Regions from separate parts of the Homo sapiens genome. Here region 2 is linked to region 1. Evidence: read pairs that join two places in POLR2A ChIA-PET (ENCODE). Cell type or tissue: Panc1. All regions are shown on one strand. Each heading gives the region's core, and the rest is flanking DNA. Links, peaks and the distances in the headings are about the cores only.

Region 1 (8,097 bases), core at 3,380-5,879:
ACAACTGCTAAATGCACATGATTGGTTTGTTATATCATTCTCTCTCAGGTTGACTTTTTTTTTTTAGATGGAGTCTCATGCTGTGGCCCGGGCCTGGAGTGCAGTGGCGGGATCTCGGCTCACTGCAACCTCCGCCTCCCAGGTTCATGCAATTCTCCTGCCTCAGCCTCCTGAGTAGCTGGGATTACTGGTGCACACCACCACATCTGGCTAATTTTTTGTATTTTTAGTAGAGATGGCGTTTCACTATGTTGGCCAGACTGGTCTCAAACTCCTGACCTCGTGATCCGCCTGCCTCGGCCTCCCAAAGTGCTGGGATTACAGGTGTGAGCCACTGCGCCCGGCCAGGTTGACTTCTATAATAAGAGGTTTTAAAAGAAGCAGCTGCCCACTTTTAATAACTCCACCAGAACACAATCACCATCCCTCATGTCATTTAACACAAAATCAGGTGGGACCAGAATTAATGTGAAGAAACCTCTTAGCATCCTTTCATCTTCAAAGCTCTACAAAAACTCTCAAAGATAAGGTTTCGCTGTGTCATTGAGAGGTATTTCAGTTAATAGCTGTATTTCTACATGGAGAAATTAGATAACCGGAGTACAATAATAATAGTTTGCTGTGTCTTGGTTGATGCTCTTTTAAATGCTCACAGCACTTTCTCACCTAGTTATCCCACTGTTACCTAAAGGGTCTGTAATTACTGCCACTTCACAGATGAGAAACTGAGTCTTGGTGAAGTTAAGTGATGGGTCCATGCTCACAGCTGACCTACTACTGAGACCAGGGTTTCCTATCAGCCAACTGGCTATCAGGTACTAGTGGATAGTTGGTAGTCAGCTACCAACTATCATATACAGACCACAGAGGAAGTTAACATCAAGAGATGAGATTAGAATTCATATTTTAGCTTTTACTCCAGCACTCTGGTTAAATAGTAGACATATTAGAGAGATCACCTTTAAACCCTAAATTTCACATGTAATAAATAGTCTAAAACTACTTAAAAATGTTTGCGTGCACATATGTGTGTTGTGTGTATATGTGTTCATCTCTCTCCCTTGTCAACACTACAATAAAATGAAGGGTGTCTCTTCCCCTTTATTTGAAAGTCAGGTTCATGGGCTCATGTCTACAAAGTAAACATGGTAGAACACAGTGGTTATTGAATGTTTTTACTGTTTACTGTCTTGGCCTCATTCCTTCCTATAGAGAAGGATTGAGCTTATAAGTTAATGTTCATTTAATAGTTACAGAACACATTGTTACAGGGCAAGCCTAAGTCTTGAACACCATTTTTTTTTTTTTTGACAGGGTCTTTTGTCACCCAGGCCAGAGTGCAGTGGCTCCATCTCAGCTCATTACAGCCTTGACCTCCCAGGCTCAAGTGATCCTCCTACCTGAACCTCCAGAATAGCTGAGACTACAGGTGCACACCATCATACCTGGCTAATTTAATTTTTTTTTTTTTTTTTGAGATAAGAGTTCTGCCACTTTGCTCATGCTGGTCTCAGACTCTTTTTTTTTTTTTTTTTTCCTGAGACCGAGTCTTGCTCTGTCACCCAGGCTGGAGTACAGGGGCATGATCTTGGCTCACTGCAACCTCCATCTTCTGGGTTCAAGCCATTCTCCTGCCTCAGCATCCCCAGTAGCTGGGGTTACAGGCACGTGCCACCATGCCCAGCTAATTTTAGTATTTTAGTAGAGATGGGGTTTCACCATGTTGGCCAGGCTGGTCTCAAACTCCTGACCTCAAGTGATCCACTCATCTTGGCCTCCCAAAGTGCTAGGATTACAGGCATGAGCTACCACACCCAGCCAGGTCTCAAACTCAAGCTCAAGTGATCTTCCTGCCTTGGCCTCAAAGGTACTGGGATTACAGGTATGAGCCACTGCACTTGGCCAAACACCTTTTCTTTATGGAAAAAAAAAAAGTTGTTGATTTTAAACAGCACAGCTAAGTGCTTTAAAATTATGCTCAAGCTTGTGGAAGCAATACTGGCATGTGGAGGGCTATCTTTAGTCTTTAATTGTGGACTGTCATCTTTAACTATTTGATTATGCTGACATTTTTATCTTATTTTATTTTTTGAGACAGGGTCTCACTCTGTTGCCCAGGCTGGAGTGCAGTGGCACAATCTTGGCTCACTGCAGCCTCCGCCTCTGAATTTCAAGCAGTTCTCCTGCCTCAGCCTCCCCAGTAGCTGGGATTACAGGCATGTGCCACCACACCCGGCTAATTTTTATATTTTTAGTAGAGATGGGGTTTCACCATGTTGGCCAGGCTGGTCTCGAACTCCTGACCTCAAATAATCTACCCGCCTCAGCCTCCCAAAGTGCTGGGATTATAGGCGTGAGCCACTGCGCCTGGCCTATGCTGACATTTTTAATGTGAAAAAGAGAGTTGGCTGCCACATTAAATTCCCAGGTGGCTCTTGTTCTTTGATTTATGTAGCATATTTGGTGTTATTTGAATACTTTGTTTTATTTTTCAAAAGGCAGTGTTTCCTTCAGGTTTTCTTATAATTTGGGTCATGACAGCTTTTGCGAATCAGAAACAAAAAGAAGTCACGTGAAAAATTATAGGAATTAGAAGATATGCATTTTGACTCCGTTAAAAAGATTCAATCACATTAAAAGTTACATAAAGAGGGTCTTTATGTGTTTCTATTATATAGACATTAAAGTCATCTTTAAAAAAAATTCCCACTCAAGTGGATGGAAAAAGTCATCTTACTTAAAACCACGGAGAAATGCTCATTATTTAATATTAAGTCAGAAAGTAGAATATAAAACTAAATATACAGAGTGATTCCAATTTTATTTAAAGATAACTAATGCAAAGAGAAAAGGCCAGATGGAAATATACCATATTGTTTATGAATATAATTTTAGCCTAGTGGGAGTATGTGTTGTTTAAACATTTAAAAAATGCTTTCCTACATTTAATGAATTTTTAATAATAGATATATTTTATTTATTATATACATTTATCATAAGAAAAAAGATATCTTTTTTTTTCCTTTTTGTGCAGAACAAAGTCTTGCTATATTCCCCAGGTGGGTCTGGCTTAAGCTATCCTCCTGCTTCTGCCTCTGTAAATGCTGGGATTACAGGCGTGAGCCACCACGCCCAGCAGAAAAAAAGGTATTTTAAAGGCTTCTATGCCAGTTTTTAATCTGTAATAATGAATATTATTAATAGTGTTTTTGTATAGCCCTCAGCAATTCTGTATCATGCAGAAATGGCCTACAAAATGTACAGTTGACTAGACAATTCAAGAATTCACTTTTCTAATCTTTCATTCATCCCCAGAGCAAAAGGCAAAATGTATTACTCAGGAGGCTGAGGTGGGAGGATCGCTTAAGCCAAGTAGGTGGAGATTGCAATGAGCTGAGATGGTGCCACTGCACTCCAGCCTGGGTGACAGAGACCATGTCTCAAAAAAAAAGGTTGTGGGGGGATGTAAAGAATGATTCCCTATGATATTATTCCTTCTTATTCTCAGTAACCATTTGAGCGAAACTTGGAATAACTCGCTCTTTCCTGATAAACTAATTTAGCACATAAATGTACTTTGGTAAATATAGAAACTTAAAGATGCAGCTGGGGGTGGTGTTCATTTAGTTAATACCATGGAACTACCAAATGGTATAATCTTGGAAAAAATCGTGGGTTGAGATATCATTGTCTGTGTTGCAGTATTTTAAACTAGGACAAAAATAGAAGTCCTACAGTTTCTATTTTCTTCAAACAGTTACTCGCTGGAAGTGGTGGGAATCATAAAAAACAACCAGGACCTTGCATCCTAGTATAGAAGCCACAACTGTGGAAGCTTAACAGCCAGGCAAATGCCCACAAACCACCACCCTCTGCATTGGATGCATATGTCCCTGACCTCGCAAGTGAAAAAGAGAGGAAGACGGCGACACCTCCAGGCTTCAGACTCATTAATCCTGTGAATCGTGACCCACTCTTAAAACCAAGGTCTTTTAAATTAAATGATGTATTTTACATTCCACTTGGAAATACTCTGGCCAGGCAGCATAACAGTCTTGTAGATGAAACAGCCAAATTAGGTTGTTCTCAAACTCTTAGCTTTTTTTCTTAGGGAAAAGAAAAATTTAAGAACCACATACACATGCAACTACTACCACTTCACAAATTAAAAAGTGAGGAGAGGAGGCCGGGCACAGTGGCTCACGCCTGTAATCCCAGCACTTTGGGAGGCTGAGGCAGGTGGATTGCCTGAGGTTGGGAGTTCAAGACCAGCCTGACCAACATGGAGAAACTCTGTCTCTATTTCAAAAATACAAAAATTAGCCGGGCATGGTGGTGCATGCCTGTAATCCCAGCTACTCGGGAGGCTGAGACAGGAGAATCGCTTGAACCCTAGGAGGCGGAGGTTGCAGTGAGCCAAGATCGCACCATTGCACTCCAGCCTGGGCAACAAGAGCGAAACTCCGTCTCAAAAAAAAAAAAAAAAAAAGTGAGGCGAGGAATACGAGGAATATGGAAAATAGATTTTAAAGAACATATCAACTTGGAGATAGAGCATTTGACTTATGAGCTGAGTAGTTTGGGGTAAATTATTTTACTTTTCTTTTTTCTTTTTTTTGAGATGGAGTTTTGCTCTGTTGCCCAAGCTGGAGTGCAGTGCCATGATCTCCGCTTACTGCAACCTCCACCTCCCGTGTTCAAGCGATTCTCCTGCCTCAGCCTCCCAAGTAGCTGAGATTACAGGCACATGCCACCACATCCAGCTAAATTTTGTATTTTTAGTAGGGAAGGGGTTTCACCATGTTGGCCAGGCTGGTCTTGTACTCCTGACCTCAAGTGATCTGCCTGCCTCGGCCTCCCAAAGTGCTGGGATTACAGGCGTGAGCCATAATGCCTGGCCTATTTTACTTTTCTTGATCTTACTTTTCTCATCTGCAAAATGAGGATAATAATAATAATACTTGTAATATAAATCAGTGACTATCTCTGGAGAATGAATTTATGGGGGATTTTTACTTTTTAGTCTTTTTTTTTTTTTTTTTTTTTTTTCTGAGAAGGAGTCTTGCTCTGTTGCTTGGGCTGGAGTGCAGTGGCACAATCTCAGTTCACTGCAACCTCTGCCTCCCAGGTTTAAGTGATTCTCGTGTGTCAACCTCCTGAGTAGGTGGGACTACGGGTGCATACCACCATGCCCAGCTAATTTTTTTTTTTTTTTTTGACACAGAGTCTCACACTGTCGCCCAGGCTGGAGTGCAGAGGTGCAATCTCGGCTCACTGCCGCCTCCGCCTCCTGGGTTCAAGCAATTCTCCTGCCTCAGCCTCTCAAGTAGCTGGGATTACAGGCGCCCGCCACCATGCCCAGCTAATTTTTGTATTTTTAGTGAGACAGGGTTTCGCCATGTTGGCCAGGCTGGTCTCAAACTCCTGACTTCAGGTGATCCACCCACCTCCCCCTCCCAAAGTGCTGGGATTACAGGCGTGAGCCACCGTGCCTGGCCCACCTCGCATGGTCTCCTTTCTAGTTTTTTAAGAGAATGAAAATGCTTAGTTCAGGAGATTCTAAAGAGAACCAAGGGACACTATGAATGTAAATGTTTTTGTAGAGACTCTCTACTATAACAATTGTTAAAGACTTGGCCAGGTGCACCGGCTCATGCCTATAATCCCAGTACTTTGGGAGGCTGAGGCAGGAGGATCGCTTGAGCCCAGGAGTTTGACACCAGCCTGGACAACGTGGTGAGACCTTGTCTCTACAAAAAAATTAAACAATTAACCAGGCTTGCTGGCACATGCCTATAGTCCCAGCAACTTGGGAAGCTGAGGTAGGAGGATTGTGTGAGCCTGGGAGATCAAGGCTGGAATGAGCCGTGATTATGCCACTGCACTGCAGCCTGGGTGACAGAACAAGACCCTGTCTCAAAAAAAAAAAAAAAAAAAAAGGACTTGCCTAGCAAAATGCAGTAACAGTGTAGATGAACCAGTGGGGAAAGAAACTTCTCATTTTCCCCCCTCTTCACTCATTGGCATCTGAGTTAGGAGCTATTGTGTCAAATCATAGTGCTGAAAACAATGTACTATATTCCCAAAGTTCTCTCCCTAGCCTGGTGCCCAGTCAGGGAGAGAAATCTTTATGGTCTTGGATTTTTCAATGATTGCCCAAGAAATCCCCTTTGGTGACCCTAGGTCGTCAGCCTCCCTCCTGCTGGAGAGTCTCAGTTCCAAGAATCCTTCTGGGCCAGGCGTGGTGGCTAGATCATGAGGGCCTTCTAAGGCTTGGTAAAGCATGTGGATTTTATTTTAGGGAAGTAGGGATTTTAACATCAGATGTAATCTGGTTCACATTTAAGAAAATATTCTGGCCGGGTGCGGTGGCTCATGCCTGTAATCCCAGCACTCTGGGAGGCCGAGGCAGGCAGATCATGAGGTCAAGAGATTGAGACCATCCTGGCCAACATGGTGAAACCCTGTCTCTACTAAAAATACAAATATTAGCTGGGCATGGTGGCATGCGCCTGTAGTCCCAGCTACTCAGGAGGCTGAGGCAGGAGAATCGCTTGAACCTGGGAGGTGGATGTTGCAGTGAGCCAAGATCATGCCACGGCACTCCAGCTTGGTGACAGAGCAAAAAACTCTGTCTCAAAAAAAAAAAAAAAAAAAAAAAGAATCCTTCTGTGCTTTTCCAGGGTGATCCTGAGAACAACATTGAACAGGTATAATGTGAGTTGCTGCACTTCAGCCAACCAAACCTCCCTCTCCCCCGAAATTTGCTAAGGGTTGGATGCTTCCCATCAGAAATCTATTCTCTGTGAGGCCTCTCCCTAACCACTCCTCACCTCCACCTCCCAAGGGTGACCGTTATGTCTTTCTTAGACACTTTGGCTGAATGTATTTGTTTGCGTGCATTTCCTTTGGAATTCATAGGAAAGGACACAGTCATGAAGATGTAGGATATCTGAAGGGAGAGAAAGGAGATCAGAAATAGAGTAGTTCAGAAATAGAGCACTGACTTTCTTTAGCTTTTTTTTTTTTTTTTTTTTCTTAGCCTGGACCTCTTTTGTAGAAGGCAGCAAGACCTTTAAGGGTATAAAAAGTGGATGAGAGAGACAAAGAGGGAGGTATGGAAAACAAGGGTGATAGGAGATCTCCAGGACAAACTACCTCATTGTTTTGCCTGACTCTGGCTCCAGAAATGAAAGGTCCCTCTTCCCCTCTGGGCAAAAGAAAGAATCAGCATAATTAAATGTTCAAGGTTTGTTAGATGTTAGGTGCCTGCATTTCAGCTGAGGAAGGAGCTGTTCCATAAAGTGGAGATTTCTCTGTTGAGAACTGCCCTGCAGAAATCAAGCTGGCATCAAAGCCTGGTCTTTTTAATTCTGTTTCTTTCTGAGTTTTGCTGCAGCTCATAAGTTATAATCAGAGGAAGGAAACGCCTGAGAGATCTGAAGGTTTTAATTGTTGTTGAGTGCAGATGGTTTGGATTACCGCACAGGAATGGAGCTCAAGGTCAGTGTCTGTAATCAGCTGCCTGAATGTATGATTTTAGCTGGACGGCACCATTTCTGGGTAAGAGCTGTGCAGCTACATTTAAGCAGCATTAGTGCCTGGAACACTGGCTGACAGATTAAAATGTACGTTTATCAGAAATTGATAGCACAGATAAACCGAACATATTTGTCACATAAAATAAGATCTTGTCAGTGAACTTTAAAAGAAAACAGGAAGTGGACGTGATTGGAGGACAAGAAGTCAAGCAAATTCCACCACCAAGATCCTTGGTTTCTTTTAGTTGAATACAGTAAGGATTGTTAGGGTGGAGGAGTTGGATGGAAACCGAGGCAGAGAGGTTGCAATGTGTGCCTGGTGCCAGCAAAAATCATGTGGATGACTGAAACGCTGGTGTTTTGTTTTGTTTTGTTTTTGAGACGGAGTCTCACTCTGTCATCCAGGCTGGAGTGCAATGGCGCAATCTTGGCTCACTATAACCTCTGCCTCCCGGGTTCAAGCAATTCTCCTGCCTTAGCCTCCCAAGTAGCTGGAACTACAGGCGCACGCTACCATGCCTGGCTAATTTTTGTATTTTTAGTAGAGATGAAGTTT
Region 2 (8,097 bases), core at 1,835-4,334, 93 kb before region 1:
CAGAAGATTTACAGAGGTCAAGCAGTTTGTCCAAGGACAACCCAACTAGTTGAGAGACCAAGTTCCACTTTAATCCAGGTCTTCTAGGGTGCTCCCACTAAATCCAATCAGTCCCCAAAGGTCTGGTGTGGGTAAACATTTAAAAACTTACAGAAAAGCTGCATAATCAGATTCAACACAAAGAGAGGAAGAACAGTTAAAATCCAATGATTTACTCCTGCAAAATAAAGCCTTTGTAAACACGCCTCTTTCTGCCAGACACATCACATCATTCTCACAGCTGGATAGTCTCCAGGCAGGCACTGGTTTCCATCTGCCCACTGGAAGCTAGTGTCGTAAATACAGCAGGAGGGGCTACTACAGAACTTGCGTCAATACCACGTAGAGTAAGAAAAGGCTCTTGATCCATTGAAGCCTCAAGATCTTTGACTTTAGACCCTAAGAGGGGTGTGCTGACTACAAATTATCTCGGTGACTTTTCTTTTTTTTTTTTTTTTGAGACGGAGTCTTGCTCTGTCACCCAGGCTGGAGTGCAGTGGCCGGATCTGGGCTCACTGCAACCTCCGCCTCCTGGGTTCACGCCATTCTCCTGCCTCAGCCTCCCGAGTAGCTGGGACTACAGGCGCCCGCCACCACGCCCGGCTAATTGTATTTTTAGTAGAGACGGGGTTTCACCGTATTAGCCAGGATGGTCTCGATCTCCTGACCTTGTGATCCGCCCGCCTCGGCCTCCCAAAGTGCTGGGATTACAGGCGTGAGCCACCTATCTCGTGGCGCCCGGCCTATCTCCGTGACTTTTCAATGTCAGCACCATCCTGGTGAAGTCTAATGGGTCAGTATATTGGGTAATACTGGATAAATACCAGCACAAGATAATGTGTTCATTCCCTAGCTTCAGGGGTAGGCTTCAAAGTCCCTTGGGAGCATCCTATTTGCCAAGGTAAAACCCCAAAGTAATCTTATTTTTGGTATTAGTGTTTGGTGGGGGAAAAGCTGTGGATTAAAATAAACTTTCAAAAGCTCCAGAGACTACTTCCAAGAAAGTGTTTTGTTTTGTCTGAGACAGGGTCTCACTTTATCACCCAGGCTAGTGTTTAGGGGCGTGATCACGGCTCACTGCAGCCTTGACTTCCTGAGTTCAAACATTCCTCCCACCTCAGTCTCCTGAATAGCTGGGACTACAGACAAGCACCACTGCGCCTAGCTAATTTTTTGTACAGATGACGTCTGGCTATGTTGCCCAGGCTGCTCTCGAACTCCTGGGCTCAAGCAGTCCTCCCACCTTAGTCTCCTAAAGTGCTGAGATTACAGGTATGAGCCACTGCACTGAGCCCCAATGAAGTTTTAAACATGTATCATATCTCTGATTGTCTTGCTCTTACCAATCCACAATTAGCTGGGTACCAGTCATAGCTGAAGAAGAAAATGAGGTAGTCTTGGCTTGTACATTCAGTTTTAACTGTCCAAAGACTCTTCAAAGCATATACTAAAAAGTGTACAATAAGGGACTTAAAATCTCATGGATGTGGGATGGGAAGTTGGCAGGGCAAAGGGGTGTTGCAGAAAGTGCACCACACCTGCAAGACTTGGGCCCCAGTCCTGGGTCTGTCACCAACTAACCCTGTGCCTTGGGCTTAACCTTTCTGAGCCTGTTCCCTCATTCTCTACCAAACAAGGAACTAGAGTCAATCACCTCCTCTAAGGTGCTTCCTGGCCTAGGCTGATCTGATTGCAAAGATGTGGAGGTGCTTTCACAAGTGTGACCAAGGGCAAAAGGGTTCCATGTGAGGAATCACCAAAGGTTCACCATTAAATACACAGGAAATGGCTAAGCACATACACAGCAGCATACATACATCCTAGGGGCTTACTACCACTCACGTGAGAATTCTAAGAATGAGGAGAAGGAAAAGGGGTAATGGGAGTTAAGTAAAGCTGGTTAACCCTAAATTACAGGTTTTGCTCATGCTATGGGACTTAACACCCAGCCTTAGGCCCCTTCGCACAGGCAGACCGAGAAGCTTGAGGAAAATCCAAAGAGTAAGCCAGTCTGGAAAGAGAAATTTTCCCTGGATCATCCACACATAGATAACTGAGACATCCTTACGTAACAATTATCTTTCCTTCTCAGAGATTAAAAACTAAGGAAACTGGCTGGGCGCGGTGGCTCACACCTGTAATCCCAGCACTTTGGGAGGCCGAGGCGGGCGGATCACCTGAGATCAGGAGTTTGAGACCAGCCTGGCCAACATGGTGGCCTTGTCTCTATTAAAAATACAAAAATTAGCTGGGCATGGCGGCAAGCACCTGTAGTCCCAGCTACTTGGGAGGCTGAGGTAGGAGAATCGCTTGAAACCGGGAGGCGGAGATCGCAGTAAGCCGAGATCACGCCATTGCACTCCAGCCTGGGCGACAGAGCGAGACTCTGTCTCAAAAACAAAAACAAAAAAAAACAAAGATCAGCTGGAAAGTATATCCCAGAAAAGCAGGTAAAACCCCAAGGGCCCTGATGCTGTACTTTTTAAGCCAAAAATGTAGCAATCATACACCAAGGCCTCATCATTCAGCAAATATTTGCTGAGCTTCTGCCATGTGCCAGGTACCTGCCTAAGTGTGGGGCAGTCAGGCTCAGCAGCAGACACCACGCCCGTCCTCACGGGGCGTGGTGTCTGCACAAGTGGAGTGGGGAAGGTCAAAGGACAAGCTGCTTCCAAAATGGCCCCCAAGCACTGTTTCTCTGGGTCTCATAGCAAAGAAGATATAAGCTCAGGCCTTGGAACAGAGGACAGTGGTTTCATTTAGCATCAGAGAAAGACCCTTAACTCTAAAAACTTTCCAATTGTTTACCCCTTTAAAAAAGACCCTCCCGTCCCCTCACAGAGTAGAATCCTGCCCCTTCCTCCACATACAATGATTATGAATCAGAACCACAATTTCTAGGAACGCAGCTGTATGCCCAGGAAAAAGGAAGAGAAGAAAACGAAACCCAGGAGGGGCATAGTAGCTCCAACAGGTAAAGGGGTGAGAGCAAGAAAGAAGGGTTAAAAGAAAATGGTGCAGCGGACGTGGAATAGATACAATACCAAGTGTCAACCCTGGTCTTTCATTGTGATGGCAGGAGAGGAAATGGCATGGGGCGCAGCCGTCTGTGGATAATGTGTCAGTTATTGTTCTTGGCAGCCAGTGAGGGCATCATGCCACGCCTGAGAGCGTCTGCTTGGTGAGTTACAAGTCATCTTTTCATAAGTCAGTTTTGTTTTGTATTCCCCAAACCCTCCAGCAGTTTCTCAGAGGAAGAGTTCTTCCACAAAAAAATATTTCATAAATCCTAGACTCTTCCCTCATTGTTTCCAGCCAGCAAGCCCTGGAGAGCTGCTCTCAGGCTCACTTCAGTTCCTGGGTGGGGTTACGTCACTGTTTTTCAGTAGCGAACTTTCTCAGATGGGACACACCCAACCTCACAGGCACCCAGGAGTTCTCGGGTAGCATGACCCAGGCTCTACTCAAGAAGTGCGGCCCAATCCCACAGGCTCACAACTCAGACTTTCTAAGAATATGTCCCAACAAATCTCAGTAAAGGGTCTGAGAATTGTTTATACTCTTTTGGTTAATTTTTCTATAACTGTGAAATTATATCAAAATTAAAAACATAAAAACATAACAAAATGCCCAAATAAACATAGTGCAATTAAGAGTGACTGTTCAGGCTGGGAGCGGTGGCTCACGCCCGTAATCCCAACACTTTGGGAGGCCAAGGTGGGTGGATCACGAGGTCAGGAGTTCGAGACCAACCTGGCCAACATGGTGAAACCCCATCTCTACAAAAAATACAAAAATTAGCTGGGTGTGGTGGCACACCTGTAATCCTAGCTACTCAGCAGGCTGAGGCAGGAGAATCACTTGAACCTGGGAGGCAGAGGTTGCAGTGAGCTGAGATCGTGCCATTGCACTCCAGTCTGGACAACACAGCAACTCTGTCCCCACCCCCGCTTCAAAAAACGAGTGACTGTTCAAAAGAGAGAAGGTGAATGTGGCCCTATCATTTCCTCTACTTTAGCTTAGTGACGGCCTGTGGACTATGATTTAGACATACTTAGGTCTAAAATCACACAGCTCTGCCACATTCTAGCTGCGTGACCAGAGGCAAGTTACTTAACCTCTCTGGGCCTCAGTTTTCTCATTACTGTAAAATGTGCAAAAGAATATCTACACAACTGTTATGAAGATATAATATAAGCCATTATTCAACAACTATTTATTGAGTGCCTATTGGTGCCAAGCACTTAAAGCTGTGAGAGACAGTTGTGGACCCCACCTTTCTGCCTTTGCTTGGCTGACAGCCTAGTTTACCTTACTCCCCACCCCAGCCCCACAAGAGGTTTTTGGGTTTTTGTTTGGTTTTTTTTTTTTTTTTTGGTATTACGGATCTCTTTAAAAAATAAAGACCTTTTACCAAAAACAAACAAACAAACAAAAAAGAGCAAATATTAATAGCACAGATGCTCTGATTGAGTGGGGGACAATATATGCACAGTGCCTGATGCCAGTGGCATGACACTCAGTAAGTGGTACCATCACACTGCCACTAGGAGGTCCCAGAGCTCTCACAGGTGCTCTGACACCTGGTCAGGTGTGGGGTCCAGCCTGTGTCAGCAGAGAAGGGTGAACTTCCCAGGCCAACAGGTGCTTTCTCCAAGTGAGGCTAGATTCTGAAATCATGAATTCCTACTTTTCATCTCATCGTCTCTTTTGGCAATAGGCAGTCACCTGCTGATGACCAACAGACTGCAATACCCAGTGCAATAACAGACAGAACAGGTTCTAGCCTAGGAATTGCATAGAGCAAAACATCAAGCACCTTTCACATGTAAAACATCACATTTATTGGAGCAGTGGGCCCATCCCATGTTGCAAATGGAATTCAAGCCTAGCTCAAACTGAACTGAGTCTAGGTCTTGACTCCTCTAGATGTCTTCTAATAAGGACATCAAATAAAGTACCATGGACCAGACCTTAAGAGAAAAACATTCTCTGGGAGAGACATTTCCACTGAATTCATGGAGGGACTTATAAGCAAACCAAAGCAGGTTTGCAATGAAGCATGGTATGAAGTAAGTGATTTCCATGAGCTACAGAGCAAGCAGTGTGGGGGTTTCAAAGGAAATTTCAAAAGAAAATTTCAGCATGTGAAGTTAGATGCTCCTAAACTAGATTTTAAAGTATGACTAATAGGGAAAAATACTGTTCTCAGAAGTCTTTTAGGTATACAAAGTGGAGACCGCCCTGTGATGAATACAAAGAGAACTGTCACACAGAGCTAAACCTACAAAGCCCTAGGAGGGTCTTCCAGGTGGGGAGCATGTCCTGCTCAACCCTAGTGAAATGTATGAGAAGAGCCACCTGGGACAGTTTTGTATTTACGTTTGATGTCTGTCCAATGTTCTTCACTTTCAGTACCAAAACTTCTAAGATATTAAAGTAAGCAGAGTCACCAAGCATGGTGTCTCACGCCTATAATCCCAGCACTTTGGGAAGCTGAGGCGGAAGGGTCACCTGAGCCCAGGAGTTCAAGGCCAGCCTGGGCAACACAGCACACCCTGTCTCTAAAAAAACAAACAAAAAAATAGAAATAGCTGGGTATGATGGTATGCACCTACAAAAAATTGTTTTAAAATAATAAAGTAGGCAGAGGTATTGAGGGAGCCCAGAACGTTTTCTCAAATAATGATCAGCATTGTTGATATACATCAGGGCTATCCAGCAGTATTTTCTGCAGTGGAGGAAATGTCCTGTGACCGTGCTGTCCATCAGAGCAGCCAGGAGCAACATGTGGCTTCTGAGCCCTGGAAATGAGAACTGAATTTTAAGCTCCATCTAATTACTGTAGTAAACATTGCAAATACAGACTATAATAGACAGAGGTGTAAATGAAGAATGAGGAAGGAAAAACCCCACATAAAACGATGTGAAACAGGATGTTCTAGAGCAATACTCCAGGCCAGGCACAGTGGCTCATTCCTGTAATCCCAGCACTTTAGGAGGCCAAGGCAGGTGGATCCTTCGAGCCCAGGAGTTCAATACCAGCCTGGGCAACACAGGGAGACCTCGTCTCTACTAAAAATAGAAAATTAGCTGGGCATCGTGGTGTGCGCTTGTAGTCACAGCTACTTGGGAGGCTGAGGCAGGAGGATCACTTGAGCCCAGGAGATGGAGGTTACAGTGAGCCAAGATCGTGCCACTGCACTCCAGCCTGGGCAACACAGCAAGACACTGTCTAAAAAAAAAAAAAAAGTGGCCAGGTGCAATGGCTCACGCCTGTAATCCCAGCATTTTGGGAGCCCAAGGTGGATAGATCACCTGCAGTCAGGAGTTTGAGACCAGCGTGGCCAACATGGTGAAACCCCATCTCTATTGAAAATACAAAATTAGCCAGGTGTGGTGACGTGAGCCTGTAATCCTAGCTACTTGTGAGTCTGAGGCAGGAGAATCACTTGAACCCAGGAGGCAGAGGTTGCAGTGAGCCAAAATTGTGCCACTGCACTCAAGCCTGGGCGACAGAGCAAGATTCCATCAAAAAAAAAAAAAAAAAAAAAAAAGCTGGGCACAGTGGCTCACACCTGTAATCTCAGCACTTTGGGAGGCCAAGGCAGGTGGATCACCTGAGGTCAAGAGTTCAAGACCAGCCTGACCAACATGGAGAAACCCTGTTTCTACTAAAAATACAAAAAATTAGCCCAGTGTGGTGGCACATGCCTGTAGTCCCTCAGACCTGTAAGCTACTCAGGAGGCTGAGGCAGGAGAATCGCTTGAACCCTGGAGGTGGAGGTTACACCACTGCACTCCAGCCTGGGCAACAAGAGCGAAACTCCGTCTCAAAAAAAAAAAAAAAAAAAAAAATTCTACTCCTGAAGGAAAGAATCAGAACAGTTGTTTCTGGGGTGTTTGGTGCTGCTGTTCTTGTCCTTAAAAGTACAGTGTGCTGCTTGCTGCAGTGTTCTCACGGCACCAGTGTTGATAATCTGCCATGGTGCCACATCTAGAGACTCAATGCTTATCTTGGTGTATGGCCCTGGCATGCTGATTCATCCTGGCCACTCTAGGGCTGGGATTTTTTTCCCCCTGCCAGATGAGAGGATTTTTTTTTTTTTAAATGGCAGGATACAGGGTGGGGCTCTATTTCCGTTTATGTGAGGATTCAGGAGTTCATTTTGCCTGAGTTCAGCTTGTAAGCGGGCAACTTTTTTAGTGCAGCCATATAAGATGTTCACTTTGTTCATGCTTTGAACAGCAGGAAAAGGTTAGAGAGGGACTTAACAGCCTCTCCCCATCCCCTAATCCTCCTTGTAGCAATAGATGCATCACTGTTATCTCAGGGTAGGAAAAGTAAGTGGAAAAACAGAGGGCAACTGGAATGAACAAGGGCAAGGCACACAGCTTTGCAGAACAGCGGGGGGCCATGCTTTCCAAAGAGTGTTCCATGGAACACCAATCCTCCAAAATGTGCTGTGGACAGAAAAGGCCCTCCTGTTCTTCCTCCTCCTTCACTCCTCTTAGAGATTCCCAGTGTTCCTTAGAAAGTTAAAGACTCTAAGAAATCCTGCAGTTAAGAAACCAGGCCGGGCACAGTGGCTCATGCCTGTAATCCTAGCACTTTGGGAGGCCGAGATGGGAGGATCACTTGAGCCCAGGAGTTCGAGACCAACCTGGGCAACATTGCGAAACCCCATCTCTATTTAAAATTTAAAAAATTAAAAAATAAACCAGTTAAAGGACATAGCAAGAAAACCTTAAGCGACTTTTAATCTTATGTGATATTCATTAACTATGAGCAAATGAGTACATTATAAAGGAACAAATATTTCTTTTTTCTTATTTTTCATTGAAGTGAGCAGATTCTATTCATTAGAGGATTATTAGCACACGCAATCCCCATCTGTTGAACTTGAAACTTTAACCTCTTTCTTGGTCCTTGAGGTTACTTGTTAAGCAAGAAGCCGGGGTGGCGGGGGGGGGGGGGGCTAGGTGGGTATTTTAGACAACTTCTAACACATAGTCTAAAAAATAAAATGAAGCGGCAACCTTACAAGGCTGGAGTAC

The links. ChIA-PET counts read pairs that join two places held together with the same protein. Peaks named below come from ENCODE experiments on the same cell type or tissue, not always from the same donor. Only the 100,000 strongest peaks of a DNase experiment are listed, where the experiment ranks them.
Region 2: POLR2A ChIA-PET joins it to region 1 with 10 read pairs; 13 of 35 experiments call an interaction of 5 or more read pairs at or near these places.

The regions. Positions count from the first base shown.
Region 1 is chr12:64,583,444-64,591,540 of GRCh38, reverse strand. It overlaps LOC107984521 (a long non-coding RNA gene), which reads left to right and starts at 7,291. Exons shown (of 2, transcript XR_007063348.1): 1 at 7,291-7,503. It also overlaps a transcript of RASSF3 not described here. In Panc1, for the core only: a CTCF peak has its summit at 3,867; no DNase peak of the experiment used is centred there.
Region 2 is chr12:64,674,967-64,683,063 of GRCh38, reverse strand. The region is part of intron 1 of RASSF3 (Ras association domain family member 3); the gene reads right to left. Among named protein-coding and RNA genes, the nearest start is that of MIR548Z, 56 kb to the right of the region's middle. RefSeq lists an enhancer at 7,969-8,097. In Panc1, for the core only: no CTCF peak of the experiment used is centred there; a DNase peak (open chromatin) is centred at 3,313; H3K4me3 peaks cover 965 bases; H3K27ac peaks cover 2,344 bases.